2 separate regions of the Mus musculus genome follow, and region 1 is linked to region 2. Evidence: chromatin contacts called from ENCODE Hi-C data. All regions are on one chromosome and are shown on one strand. Each heading gives the region's core, a stretch centred on a gene start or an enhancer-like site at or near the end of the contact. The rest is flanking DNA. Distances are from core to core; before and after follow the strand shown.

The links. A loop is a pair of places that touch in the nucleus more often than their neighbours do.
Region 1: a loop to region 2 is called in a map of heart, with 4 times the contacts of the local background. The contact joins the promoter of Gdnf here to the enhancer-like site in region 2. A Hi-C loop is called at or near these places in 7 of 37 maps with a recorded cell type or tissue (heart, mouse embryonic stem cell and mouse trophoblast stem cell).

The regions. Positions count from the first base shown.
Region 1 is chr15:7,811,513-7,817,950 of GRCm38, reverse strand. It overlaps Gdnf (glial cell line derived neurotrophic factor), which reads right to left and starts at 2,401. Exons shown (of 2, transcript NM_001301357.1): 1 at 2,186-2,401. The coding sequence starts at 2,336.
Region 2 is chr15:7,478,324-7,484,790 of GRCm38, reverse strand. No RefSeq gene overlaps it. Among named protein-coding and RNA genes, the nearest start is that of Gm41262, 13 kb to the right of the region's middle. Within about 2 kb of position 4,409, at least 1 of the 3 ENCODE cell types and tissues checked has a DNase peak (open chromatin) inside an H3K27ac peak, as active enhancers do.

The DNA.
Region 1 (6,438 bases), core at 1,152-3,651, 340 kb before region 2:
TATAGCACCTTTTATTTTCAAATGAAATGCAATGATTTAATGGTTTTCTACACAAGACTTAGCCAGTTGCTCTGTGTACAGTGAGGATATAAATGTCAGCACTGTGTTAGGGGTGTGCTGACATTAGTTGAATATTTAAAGTCTGCACACTGTCGTTATTTTGCCTTCCCTGCACTGACAGCTTGCTGCCGAATTGAACATACCTGGAAAGAAGTCAATTGGCTTAGAACACAGCTCAGTTTCTCTTTGGGTAATTTCTCTGTCTAGGTTCTACTGGGTCTTTCCATAGACAAAGCAGAATTGGATGCATTCTGCTGTCCTGAACAAAATCGTAGTCAGAATCTTGTCCATAGATGCTTTAGTATCATTTGAGAAAGGGAGATGCAATCCTGCCCACTTCCCAGTGGGATCCAGGCAGTCAATGGGATTCAATACTATTTTGGTTGCTAAACGGCTGCTTAACCCACAGAAGCCTCAGGTTTTTCCTAGGGTGTTATCAAACTTTGGTGACTCAACCTTGGGAACAACACTAGACACACCTGGGAAACATCTAAAAGTCTGAACACCCAGGCTACACCTCAAACCCATTAAATTAGACTCCTGGCATGCAATCCAGTATCAACAACCTTTAGCATTCTTAGAAGACTCCACTCTCTTTTTATGAGTCTATTCTCCAAGGATGGTTAGGACAGGAGTATGGAGGCCAAGGAGCAATCCTGGTAGCTACTGGCACGTGGGAGAAGAAAGGCATTCCTTCCGTGGAGCTGTAAACTGTTCACACTGAGTTCTAAAGCCATTAACTTGGAAGAATTAGTGGGAAGCAAGCCCCGGTAGACAGGATACTAATATAGCAATTAAACCCCCATGAATTAATCAGAATGCAATCAAACAGTCAGAGTTCTCTCCACTGATACCTGAATTTGAGAACTATTATTATCTGCCACTCTGCCCCTGTCCCTTTGGTTTGCCCTTTTGCAATGGTTAAATGAAGACAACAACAGAGGGCATTTAGAATTTCAATCAGAGAAATATTTGTACGCCCTAAGCTTGGGATTGAAGTGAGGCTCTTTAAAGATGAGTTTAATTGACAGGTCTGGGTCTGAATTTCAAGGGACCAACTACGTTCCTTTTAAACCACAAATCACTCCCAAAATCCTTATAAAATTCTATCCCCCCCGCCCCTTTTTGACCCTTATACAAGAAGCCATTTTTGTTGTTGAAATGAAACACTTGCCACATTCTGCCTGTTTTCTTGTCCAGGGCCAAGGGTTTCTGTACGTCCTGGGCTGACTCAAGCTTTCCCTGGTGGTCATAACCACAGGGCACTTCAAATGCAAACCTTCAAAGCCACTCGTTCTAAGGGGTGAGGTGGGTGGCCGCTGAGTATTTTGAGATTGTATCAACTTTTCTGTTGCCACCTTTTAACCTAGATACTTTCATTTTCTCTGTAACTCCTTTCCTGTCTATCTGACTTTACCCGTATGGACTTCTGAGGACTGGAGGATAGGTTGTAATTGCTCGCTTCTAGAAGGCATTAGCTTTGGAGCAGTAAATCACAGACTTGTTTTAAGAGTACCCTGCGTTTGTTGTGGTTGTTGTTTTTGAGTTAGCACTGTGCATTCTGAACGTTTCTCCCTTTCAGTCCACTTTGCACTAGTCACCCTGGACTCTTCCTATAGCAGAACTCTTCTGAACAGAATTGACACTAGGCAGATGCTAGCTCTGGAAATGGAGGTCCTTCTGTGTTTTCTCTCTGGCTGGCCTTTCTCACAAAACTCCTTGCAAGTGCAGTTCAGGATGAAAATGCAAGAGGGTTTTAGCAAGGCACAGTAAAATAGCCTTAAAAGAAAGATCCTGCTGTGTATTCTTAGAGGGGCAGGGAAGTAAGGGGTTGGGGGCAATGTGTGTGTGCCCTGGTTGTGGTTGTGATGGTGGCGATAGTGGGATATTTGTTGATGAGAATGATAAAGGGACACTATTCCACATCCTCTGTATTTGCAAGGCGCCTGGAAACCCTTGGGCAGCGGCATGCAGCTGAGTACCCTTAAGGGCCTCCCAGCCCTTCCCACTTAGTGGAGAGGCGCACAACCTTCCCGGCTGGCCCGGGTGACTGCGTGCGTGCATGCTGCGGTAGGGTGCCCTGGGGTCCGCCGGATGATGCCCCCGGGGAGGGAACGGTTCTTACAGTCACTGGTCAGCGCGAAGGGCACGCGGCGGTGGCCGAGGGAGTGGTCTTCAGCGGGCGCTTCGAGAAGCCTCTTACCGGCGGGCAGCGGGAAGGCAGACGCGGTGTGGAGCAACACCAGGCAGACAGCCACGACATCCCATAACTTCATCTTAGAGTCCCGTCCGGCGGCGGCACCTGCGCGGGCGGGCAGCGGGGAAGAGAACCGCACCAGGCAAGTTAGGCTCAGACGCCCAGGACCCTGGTGCTGACTGCAGGGCAGCCTCTTCACCACTTCCCTGCCCCCCCCCCCAACCTGCTCCCAACTCACAGCCTCTCCGCCCGCACTGCTTTTGATCGGTGCTTCCCTAAGCACCCCGCCCTTGTTCTGGTTTACTGCCCGCCCATCTTCCTTCATCCCTGGTACACCCCAGGTGCAGCTCGCATTCCCAACGGGTGCACTGCTGACCACTCTTCGGTCCTCCAGCCTCCAACTTCCAGAGGTCAGATTATGGACATAAATTTATACCACAACTCCGGGCCCGTTGCTTCTACTGGCTCGCGCGACATCCCATATTCCCGGGGGGCGGGGGCGCACGGGGTAGCCCCCATCTGGCTACCTTTGCCCGGCCCTCGACAGACAGAGACCACCCTTCCCCTCCCCAGCAACTCCCATATGTGAGCTCTGGAAGCCATCCTTTCGCTGATGCAAACAACAGGCTTTTTACCTCTGGGACTAAAATCAAGCTCACCTATCTGTCCCAGGCTGGACCTTTCTTCTAACTAGGCAGGGTGTAGGCTCAGGCTTGGTGGAAACACTTGCCCTCCCTCTGTCTACCTTTTAAACATCCTGGCTAAGTGAAAGAAAAAAATGTCACCAGAACAAGTTCATGTGACTTTGCAGACTCTGGCCTGCATAAAAGTGCCAAGTTAAGTCACTTAACTTCGGAAGCATCGGTTTGGCTTAAAATACCAGTTCCACTTCTTAGGATCATTAACTCACGAACAAGTCCAGAAAGTGCCCAATAAATGTTTTACCACTGTTAGTAGGCGGCGACTGGATCTATCTTGACATTTAAAGCCCTCCGTGGTATACCCGAACACGCCCTTGATTTTAGTTTTGCAGCTTTGTGAAGTTTTGGTCCTAATTCTGTCCCTCTCAGCAGAGATGCTATCTTTCGGTTCCCCTAGCTACTCCAGGACCCAGGACCGTAGTAAGAGTCCTGAACACCGAGTCCTTTGGACTCTTAAGACCTCACATCTCTAGAAAGGAAGAAGGCCTTGCAGTCTGGGGTGAGCTTGCTAATAAAGAAGGCTATGTTCACTTGGCGAAAAGTCCCATCCAAAGAGACGGGGGAAGAGAGATTGAATCACTTCGGGTATGGTGGTACTCTGTCACTCACAAGTCCCGTTGTTCCAGCATGGGGAATTGGCTGGGGAGCATTCTCAAATCAGGTAAATCATGCATTTTGAGAAAACAGTCTTGACATTTTTAATGGGGGAGGGCAAATCAGTTTTCAGGTACACACACACACACACACACACACACACACACACACACCTCCCTGCACCTTTCCTATTAGTCTCCAGGCTTTTGCTTCTCTCTCCTTTCCGGGGTACATCCCTCCCGCCCCTCACAATCTCCACCCAGAATTCCAGTCTAGGTCCCTAGATAAGGCCACTAGGAAAGCATTTAATTCGGCTGCCACCTCCCACTGCTGCGGAGACGAATTCATTTTCCATCCCTTGGGCGTCTGTTTTCTCCGCAGCTGTTGGGTTCGGAGATTGGGAAGCGACGGAACCACACAGCTCCGGGGTTCCGGCTGCGCGGGCTGGCTCGAACACCCCAGAGGAGGGGGAAAAAAAAAGACTCCCCTGGCTCCCGCCCCTCACGCAGCAGTGCAGAGAGGCGCTTCGCGAGCGGGGAGCGGGGGGGGGGGGGGAAGGCAAGGCCTCCGGGGTGCTAGCTTTGCCAGCTCTCGGGTGCGTGCGAAATGGCTGGCAGTCCCGAGCGGCAGGGAGGCGCGGGGTTAAGGCGCGGTCCTGGATCGCCGTGCCGGTCGGCAGGAAGCGGCGGAGGCACCAGATTTCCCTTCCGCATTAAGAGGGTTTTCCTATTTATTTATTTATTTATTTATTTATCTATCTCAGTTTGGCTCACGGAAAGCTTTTAAAATTGGACATGGCGAGCCTCGATCAGAAGCGAGGCGACGCTGGCAAAGGAGGAAAACACTTGAAACATTCACTCTCTGCCTCGCCAAAGGAGACTCTCCATCTTATTGTAAGCGGGCAGCATCGGGCTTCCCGAAAGCACCCCGCCCCCAATCCCGAGGAGGTGCAGGAACACTCTTCTCTGAGAGACGCGGGACCCGCTCTTCGCTCCTCTCTGAGCCGCTCTTTAATTGGTGGCACTTGCTCCCCCCCAACACCCGGGTGGGGATGGGGTGTGCATCTCCCTGGATGCTCTTCCAAGGAGTCCATCTGGGCCCCGCCCCGCATCCCTACTTTTCTTTTTACCGATTTCTACCCTGAAGCGTTGGCCAGACCAGTTCCCGCCGCGCGTGGCCTTTGCTGCGCGTGCTTAAGGCACCGGCCCGCGCGGGGTACCAAGCTTTTACTCCGAGGTTGACTCTGCTAAGTGAACCCCATTCTCTCTCGGACTTGGAAAGCCGGTTCTACTCTGCATCTGGGATCAACTCATCCCAGCGGGGCAGAGGGATCGCTCTGTGCATTTGGGCACCAGGTGGGACCTAGGACGGGGGCTGAAGGATGCTCAGAAAAGCCGCGGTAGGGACTGCCAAATCGCCGCTCACCAATTCTGAGTTCCCGGCACCAGGGGGCACTAGAAACCGCTCGGGCCTTGTCTTCCCGCGGCGGGTAGGCTGGATTGTCATTTAAAAATATAAAACAGTAGAAGAACCAATGTTTCTACCACATATCCCCATACTAGTGCAGGGACCTATAGACGTCCTTATGTGAATCCTCACTTTTCGGGTTTCTATTCTTTGATTCTCTTTCCCCATATCCTGTCTCCTCATTTCACCTGAGGTGGTTGGCAACCTACTTTTAGACCCCCTAATCCTCTATCACCTAGAAAACTCTGCAGTGGGTGGCCGCTCCCTGCCACCAGTGCCCCCCCCCCCCCCGCACATTTTGGGGCTAGCAGGCTGGAAAGTTTGTCTGGGATTTGCTTTCAAGACCTGGTGGCCTGGGAGGAGAGTTTACTATAAATTCGGGTGTTTCCTGTAGGGTCTGGGCAGAAATTACTAAAAGATCTGTTGCTTGTATTCACTGTGCTCAGTGTCCTTGACTGAGGACGCATTCTCTTACCACTGCCCTATAAGTGGCCAGCCCAAGATGGAGAAAGGGAGAAAATATGGGATGCTTCCCGGGGAAAAAAGCCAGGGGTGGTTCTGTTTATTAGAGGAGCCAAGGTAGAGTTCTAGGCCCCAGAGCACAAGAATCTCGTGCAGATGCGGGCTAGAAACGCCGCGGGCTAACCGGACACTACACACTTGTCACTTGTTTAAAAGACACCTCCCCCACCAAAGCTCAGAGAGAGGGAGGGCATGGTCAGGGCAAGAAAGAAACTGCGAATCCGTCTTTGGAGGTTTGGAGAGAGGAGGAGCATAATTACTGGGCTAGTTGCATCTTAAACACGTATTCAAAACACCGAGGAAGCGTGAGTCGAGCGCTCTCTAACATATTCCCTAAAGGAACTGGCAGAGTTGCCTTTATCCCGGTCAAAGAGCACAAACTTGGCGAACTCAGGGCTAAGTTAGACAAGCTTCCCGTGGTGTACCCATCCGCCCTGCAGGCAGATTCTGCTACAGGCAAGATTGCAAGCAGGGAGGAACCTGTTAAAGTGCCTTCCTACTCCCGATTCATGGGTTCCTTTTCCCTGCGTGGGGCTGGAAACCATCCCCATTCAAAATCTGCCTTGAAGTGGTACAAAGTAGTGTGTGGGTGGGGGTGAGGGGGTGTTGGGGGAAGAGACACAGAGTGCCAAAGAGAAGAGGAAGAGGTAATTAAAACAATCACCCCAAGGCCTGGCGGGGACCTGGAGGGTTCCTAAGAGTCTTTCCAGACAGAATCCTAAGGCCGAGGCGCTCGCTGTAAGGAGCTACTTCCCTAATCTCGACCCCGCATAAGGGCATTTACAAAGTTGAAGCAAAAGGCCAGAGGAGGGGAGGAATTCCGCTTTGCAAAATCTCTCTAGAGGAGGCGAGCCCTCTATTTTTAGGTTCACAGCACCTTTGCAGCCCTCCTTCCCA
Region 2 (6,467 bases), core at 3,160-5,659:
TCATGTAGGAATGCGCTCTCTCTCTCTCTCTCTCTCTCTCTCTCTCTCTCTCTCTCTCTCTCCCTCTCTCTCTCCCTCTCCCTCTTTCCCTCTCTCCCTCCCTCTCTCAGGGTCTCATATAGTCCAGGATGGTTTAAACCATTATGTACTGGAAGATGACCTTAAACTTATTCTCTTGCCTCTACCTCCATAGCACTAAAATTACAGACCTAAGCCACATTTTGGTTTAGTCAGTGCTGGGGCTTGAACCCAGGGCTAGGCAAGCAGTCTGACAACATCTCTGTCTCTTCTAACTACATCTTTATACTTAGCTTCCCTATCCACTTTTCCTTACTAAAGCTACCTCTGAAACACAAATGTTAACATCTCCTCTTCAATGATCTGAACAACAGCTGCCTCTGGGCTTGCTTGCCTCTTGCTTGCTGAAGAGTAGCAAACGCTGTTCCCCTGAGTGGAGAACTTGGGGCTGTGTTCACGCAAAGCTTGGCTGGAATGCAATTATATTTCAGAGTTTGTGCCTCTCTTTTAGTGCATTAAAAAGGTGACTGTTATTAGAGAACAATGCCAAGCCATTAATTATGAAGCTTTCAAGGAAGCTTCGTGCACAAGAAGTTTGACTTTCATTATCTGTCTTTGTCATTCTTGTAAAACAATCCCATTAGATTTCCTAGTAAAAGCAGGGAAATGGGGCTGACAATGGAAACCAAGTTGTTTAATTGCTATTACCTTTGAAAGTTTGAAGTGCTTTCTTTATTTTCATAATTGTGCAAGGGAAAAAAAATTGGATTCAAGCAGTAGGGAGGGTGAAGTCAGGATTGCGACAGTCTGTCCCTGTATCAGATATTCTGATATCGTAGCTCCTGCCCATTGATGGCAACATTTGGACATGACCTTGACTGGGTCTTTAGGCTCAAGGGTAAAGCCACAGGGATTTCTATTCATCGAGCAAGGCCTCTTACTAGATGGAAGTCCTTGAAAATTCCTTATAATCTCTCCATTTCTGAATTGTCCTATCAGTATTCAGGAGACCGATAGCCTCTTAAAGGGCCTCTGAGTAAGCAAACAACTGTAATTCCCAGTCACGTTATCCAAAGAAAAGCAACATGGACAATCTCTCTCTCTCTTTCCTCTCCAGACAACCGAATGTAGCTAGTACACAGCAACAGCACTTGATAACATTAAACGGACAATAGGGATAATGCAGAAAGGAAAGAGAAGCCACAGAGGGAAACAAAGTCCTCCTCTGTGTGGTCTGTGTATTTGAAACTCCAATCTAAAAAAGGAACAGCCTAGACAGGAAGCCATGGAAGAGAAGTCTTAAAAATTGTGATACGATTGCTGAACTGTAGCTTTCTGAAATTGTTGGCTCTGGTAGGGGTGGGGGTGGGGGTGCAGAAGGATTCAGCTTTCTGTAAAGATCTGGTCACTGGGAGTTTGACCATAGTCCAGTGAGGATATGGCTAACACAAATTGAACTTGTTTCTTTTCTCTTTGTTTTTTCTTTTTCTTTTTCTTTTTCTTTTTCTTTTTCTTTTTCTTTTTCTTTTTCTCTTTTTCTTTTTCCTTTTCTCTTTTTCTTTTTCCTTTTTCTTTCTCTTTCTCTTTCTTTTTCTTTTTCTTTTTCTTTTTCTCTTTTTCTTTTTCCTTTTCTCTTTTTCTTTTTCCTTTTTCTTTCTCTTTCTTTTTCTTTTTCTTCCCCACCTCCTCCTCCTCCTCCTCCTCCTCCTCCTCCTCCCCCTCCTCCTCCTCCTCCTCCTTCTTCTTCTGTCACAAGAATGAGGAGGTAGACCTGGGAGAACTGGGAAGTGAGTGTGGTTCAGGTGCATGATGGAAAATTCCCAAGTAATCAATAAAAAAATATTATGTTGGAAAAAAATTCACTTTTAAAGTATAAAAATTCTACTAAATTTAGAAATGGACCTTTGTGGTGAGGGGTGCAAATATGAGCCCCAACAGCAGCATAGAAAATGGTGCCATCGACCTGTGTTGATGCTATTGGTTACCATCAAAGTCCACACTCAGAGAACAGGATCCTGAGTTCATTCAAACCTAGTCAAGGCATTAAATATCTTTTGGAATAAATAACAATGGGTCATGGGTTTCGAGACATGACTTTTTTTTTTTAACTAGTCTTTCCTGGCTCCTGAACACAAGCTATCCTCGTCTATTTCCTAAGATAATCCATTATAAATTATGACAGGCTCCCTGGCCTGGCGGGCGGCGCAGCCCAGTGACTTGTCCTGTCTCACTTTTCTGCCCTGCTCACCTCCGACGAGTTCAATGCGTGACCAGTCAGGAGATGGCTAATTCCAGTCCACGCACCTTTCACATGAGATTGGTTTTATTTTTAATGTCTCCACAAATGCATGCCAGGCGCAGAGCTCGTCAGTTACAGACAGAGCTCACACGTCTGTACTGCCCTTCCGTAGCTCGAACTACCAGACGGAGGGAGGTCCAGTTACACAGAAAAGTGATTATGATCAGCGAGATGCCTGACCGGTGTGTCCTCCCAAAACAGGGCAAAGATTTGAGGCTCTGGCACCCTCCTTTGGACACCTTAGAGCTATTGACTGTACAAAGAATAAAACAATGACCCGTGAGAACTTTCTAGAACAACCATTACCCTCAGTATTGTCTCTGTATGTACAGAGCCCCGTGCCATCACATAGCAGAGAAATAAATGGCTTTCTCAATTTTGGGCAAATGATTTGTTTTCTGTTTCCACTCGACAAGATTTCTTTTTGAAGGACCTGACTTCACACTTTGAAAATGTCCTATGTCACCTCTACAGTCATCTTGGCTTTCACAAAGAAGCACATGACTTCTAAGTCCTGACATCTGAGGGACAGAACACCATCTTTGGGAGTTGTGTTAGGCTCATCCGGGCATTTTCTTAGGACAGCTCAACTCTGCACGGACTGTGTTTGCCCTTAAGTTGACAGTGTCCAGAAGTGCCTAGGGTAGGCACTCTAACAGAGACACGGAAAGTTAAATCAGGTCAGAGAGGAAGTAAGGGCCTGTCTCCTCTGCTGACAAGGGAGTTCAGAATCTAGCTCAGGCTGGAAGAAATAGTCCCCAGGACACATTTTACTGTAAACCACCATCTCCGTAAAACACCCTGGTGTGGACAAGATGGAGAAAAGAAGGAATAGAGGAATATCATAGCAGAAGGCATAGTAGAGACTGATAATCTATTCTTTGCCCTCAAAGAAGTGTGATACTCTGCACTTGACTACTTACCTCCAGGCCTTAGATTCCCCCAAGCATCTCAAATCTAGAACATTCTGGACTTCTCTGACAAACATCAAAAGAAGTGTGGGAATCAGGAAAGTATTTCTTCTGTGTTAGGGTTCATAGAACAACACTGTTGCTGAGCAGTCTGTCTGTGCAGCCTCTGGGCAGGCCTCCTAATGTGAGTGAGTGCTTTCCTAACTTCCTGGGAAGATCCCAATGCAGACTAGTCAAATTATGCCCAACTCCTCTGATACTGTTTTCTTTGGAGAGGGCATAACTTTACACAAACCCAACAAACTTTCTCAGCCTTGGGTTTTGAGCAGAGACCAAGGTGTGGGGGGGGGGGGGAGTGGCAAAGGCGGGGAGATGCTGCCCCCACTGGTGGGAGCCAGCCTTGTGCCTGCTCCTCCACCACCCACCAGGCTGAGGCCCAACTGCCCTCTGGGACAAGCCAACCTTGGTAGTCACCCAACTTGAGAATCTCTTGAGCTCTTCCTGTCGCCATGCCCCACCCCTTCCCATTCCACACCCTCCTCTTCTTTCTCCTCCCTGGCAGCCTCCCTGTTTTCAGATGTTTACCCAGAAGGGAACAGCCACCCAGGAGGCTGGGGGGAGGGAGGGTACCCTGAAGGAGACATTCCTCTAGAGCTTTCGAGGGCACGTGGAATGTGTGCCCACCCTTCCCTCCCCTGTGTGAGCTCACACCACTGCATGTGCATGTGTGCGTGAGTGTTTCTGCTGGTTGACTGTGGTCTGTGTCTCTGGCTTGCGAAGTCATTAATCCCAGATTAACCCACGTCCAGTGCCATTTTTGGGAACAGGGATATCATCTGTGCTCTCAAGGCTCCATCTCAGTGGTCTCAATTTGATCAGCACATCCGGATTTTGTAACATCATTTTATAACTGTTCCCCAGACCCCGGTCCCATCCTTCAGAGCTCTGAGGACATGTAACTGGAAGCCACTCCAGTTACTCTCCCCCTCTGCCGTGACCCATGTCACCTGCCATCCTGGCATCATCACCCAGGCATGCACTGTCACACTCCCAACCGGAATGTCAGCTTGCTGTTTGAGATTCACACCGACACTTGGTCCTCACAGGGCTCCTCTGGGAGCCAGGGCCGCCTGTGCTTGGGAACACATGAAAGCACAGGCGTCCCCTCACAGCTTGGCAGCACTTCAAGCGCCAGCCCAATGAAGAGATCTTGACAGCATACTTGTAAACTCCACAGGCCCCAAGGGCTCAAACACCACGATATTTATGCTAGCGGGTAGAGAGCCAAAGCAGTTGGGTTGTTATGTAGATAGAGGTCGGGACCGGCGCTCTGACACCTGTTAATTGGCATTTGAAAGAACTGAGCCCAGGAAGGTGGGGGGCCTTTGGAGCTGCTGCCAACCTGTACCTGAACAGCAGGGAGTCCAGCAAGGTTCTGGCCCTCCCTGCTGGCCAGAGATTTCCAGAGGAGAGAAGTAAGTCTTAAGTGTTGCTAGAAAGGATCCTCAAAGAAGGAAGAACATGGGACATAGGGAGAGAAAAAAAGAGCAAGAGATCAGGAGGTAAAGTAAAAAATAGAGAGAGGTGGGTATTTTTAGATTTGCTAGCACAGCTATGTGTTTGCAGCACCCTGGCCAGTTTCTGCCAGCCCGGCAAGGCTGCTACAGGTTGGAATAACTGCTCTGTCCACTTCCCTCCTGAGACGATGAGCCTCACCTGTCTTTAAAAGCCAGCTTCAGAGCTCACCTCCTCTATAAAGAATCTCCACTCTGGCTGCTAAACCCATTGGGCTGGCTCCAGCGCCCTCCTCCACAAATGCTAACTTCTTGGGATTCTATTAGAGATGTTCTGTGAACCAGGTCCTCAGGGGTCCAAGAAAGGTCGAGTTGGTTTTCTCCCTCTTCCTGCTTCTTTCCCCATCTCAACTCCTGCTTAGCAAAACTTCCCATCTGTCTTTGCAGAGCCCCAGATAGCCCCAAGCTGGTTACTAGTGCTCTAATCAGCTCTCTCTTTGCATCTGCCTCAAGCCCCAGATCTCCACCCTCCCCCCCATGCATTTGATCTTAGGTAACACTATGCTCTAATGACTTAAGAAAAATAGTTTCTGTGTTTCAAGTTTAGCATTCTACATTCAGAAGGTCCATCATTGTGTATGTACTGACTTGTGTTCTACAAGCTGCTTGCATAGTCTTTGAATCTGGGGGAATGTTATAAATGAATACATCCCTTCCTATATTCATTCATCAAATATCCCTTGAGCATTAAAGGCAAGCACCGTTTTCTGGAGAATCGGAAGCATACAAAACATATGGATCACAGGGAGGGACTCAGTCAGCAAACATCTTGTCTTGGAAGCATAAGGACCTGACTCCCATCCCAGAACCAATCAAAAATGTTGGCGGTGCTGGCCGAGACTTGTAATACTAGCGCTGGAGAGGCAGAGTTAGGAGGAACCCGCTGGCTGGCCAACCTAGCATAACTGGGAACCACCAAGGAGAGACACTATGTCAAAGTATGTAGGTGGTGCTCTTAAGGATGATACCTGAGGTTGTCTTCCAGCCTCTGTACCCACACACATATATGCACTTGCCTGTACATATATAAATGAGCACACACACATACGCACAGAAAATGTAGAGTTATTATATCCTAGTGAGGGTGATAGACAGCTCACAAATAAGAAAGTAAAATATCGGATGTCCAGAGGATCCTAAGTGCCACCAAAAGGAATATCAGTGGCGAGTATCAGTGAAGTCCAGGAAGGGCTAGGATTTGGAATGAAGTCCTCTGGCCAGACCTCAATTAGACACTTGAAGGCGTGAAAGAGTCGAGAGACAGCTCTCCTCTCACGTCAAGATGAAACTTGGACTAGTAAGGATAGCAAGAAGGTCAGAGGGGCTTCAGCAGGAGGAGGAGCAGCCATTAGAAGTATAGATGAGCTGCTTTCTCCCTCCAGCCCACTGGTTGTCAGTTTAGCCCATACGAAGTTTGGCAGTCACCATGTGTTTCCTTGTTAATCGATGCCAGTGATCGGTGCTAGATGCTCATACTTCACCTGCCTTTAGCATTAGTTCCAAGGAAAGCAGCCCAGCGAGTGCTATCTGGGGGCTTTGGAAGACATGCAGAAACCCCTCGGGGCAGCCCAGAAGCCCGGCAGGAGAAATGTGCTGCCCAGTAGATGGAATCACCTTCCTAGAGGTGACATGGAATGTTAGACCTGGTTCTCGTGTTGGAGTCTC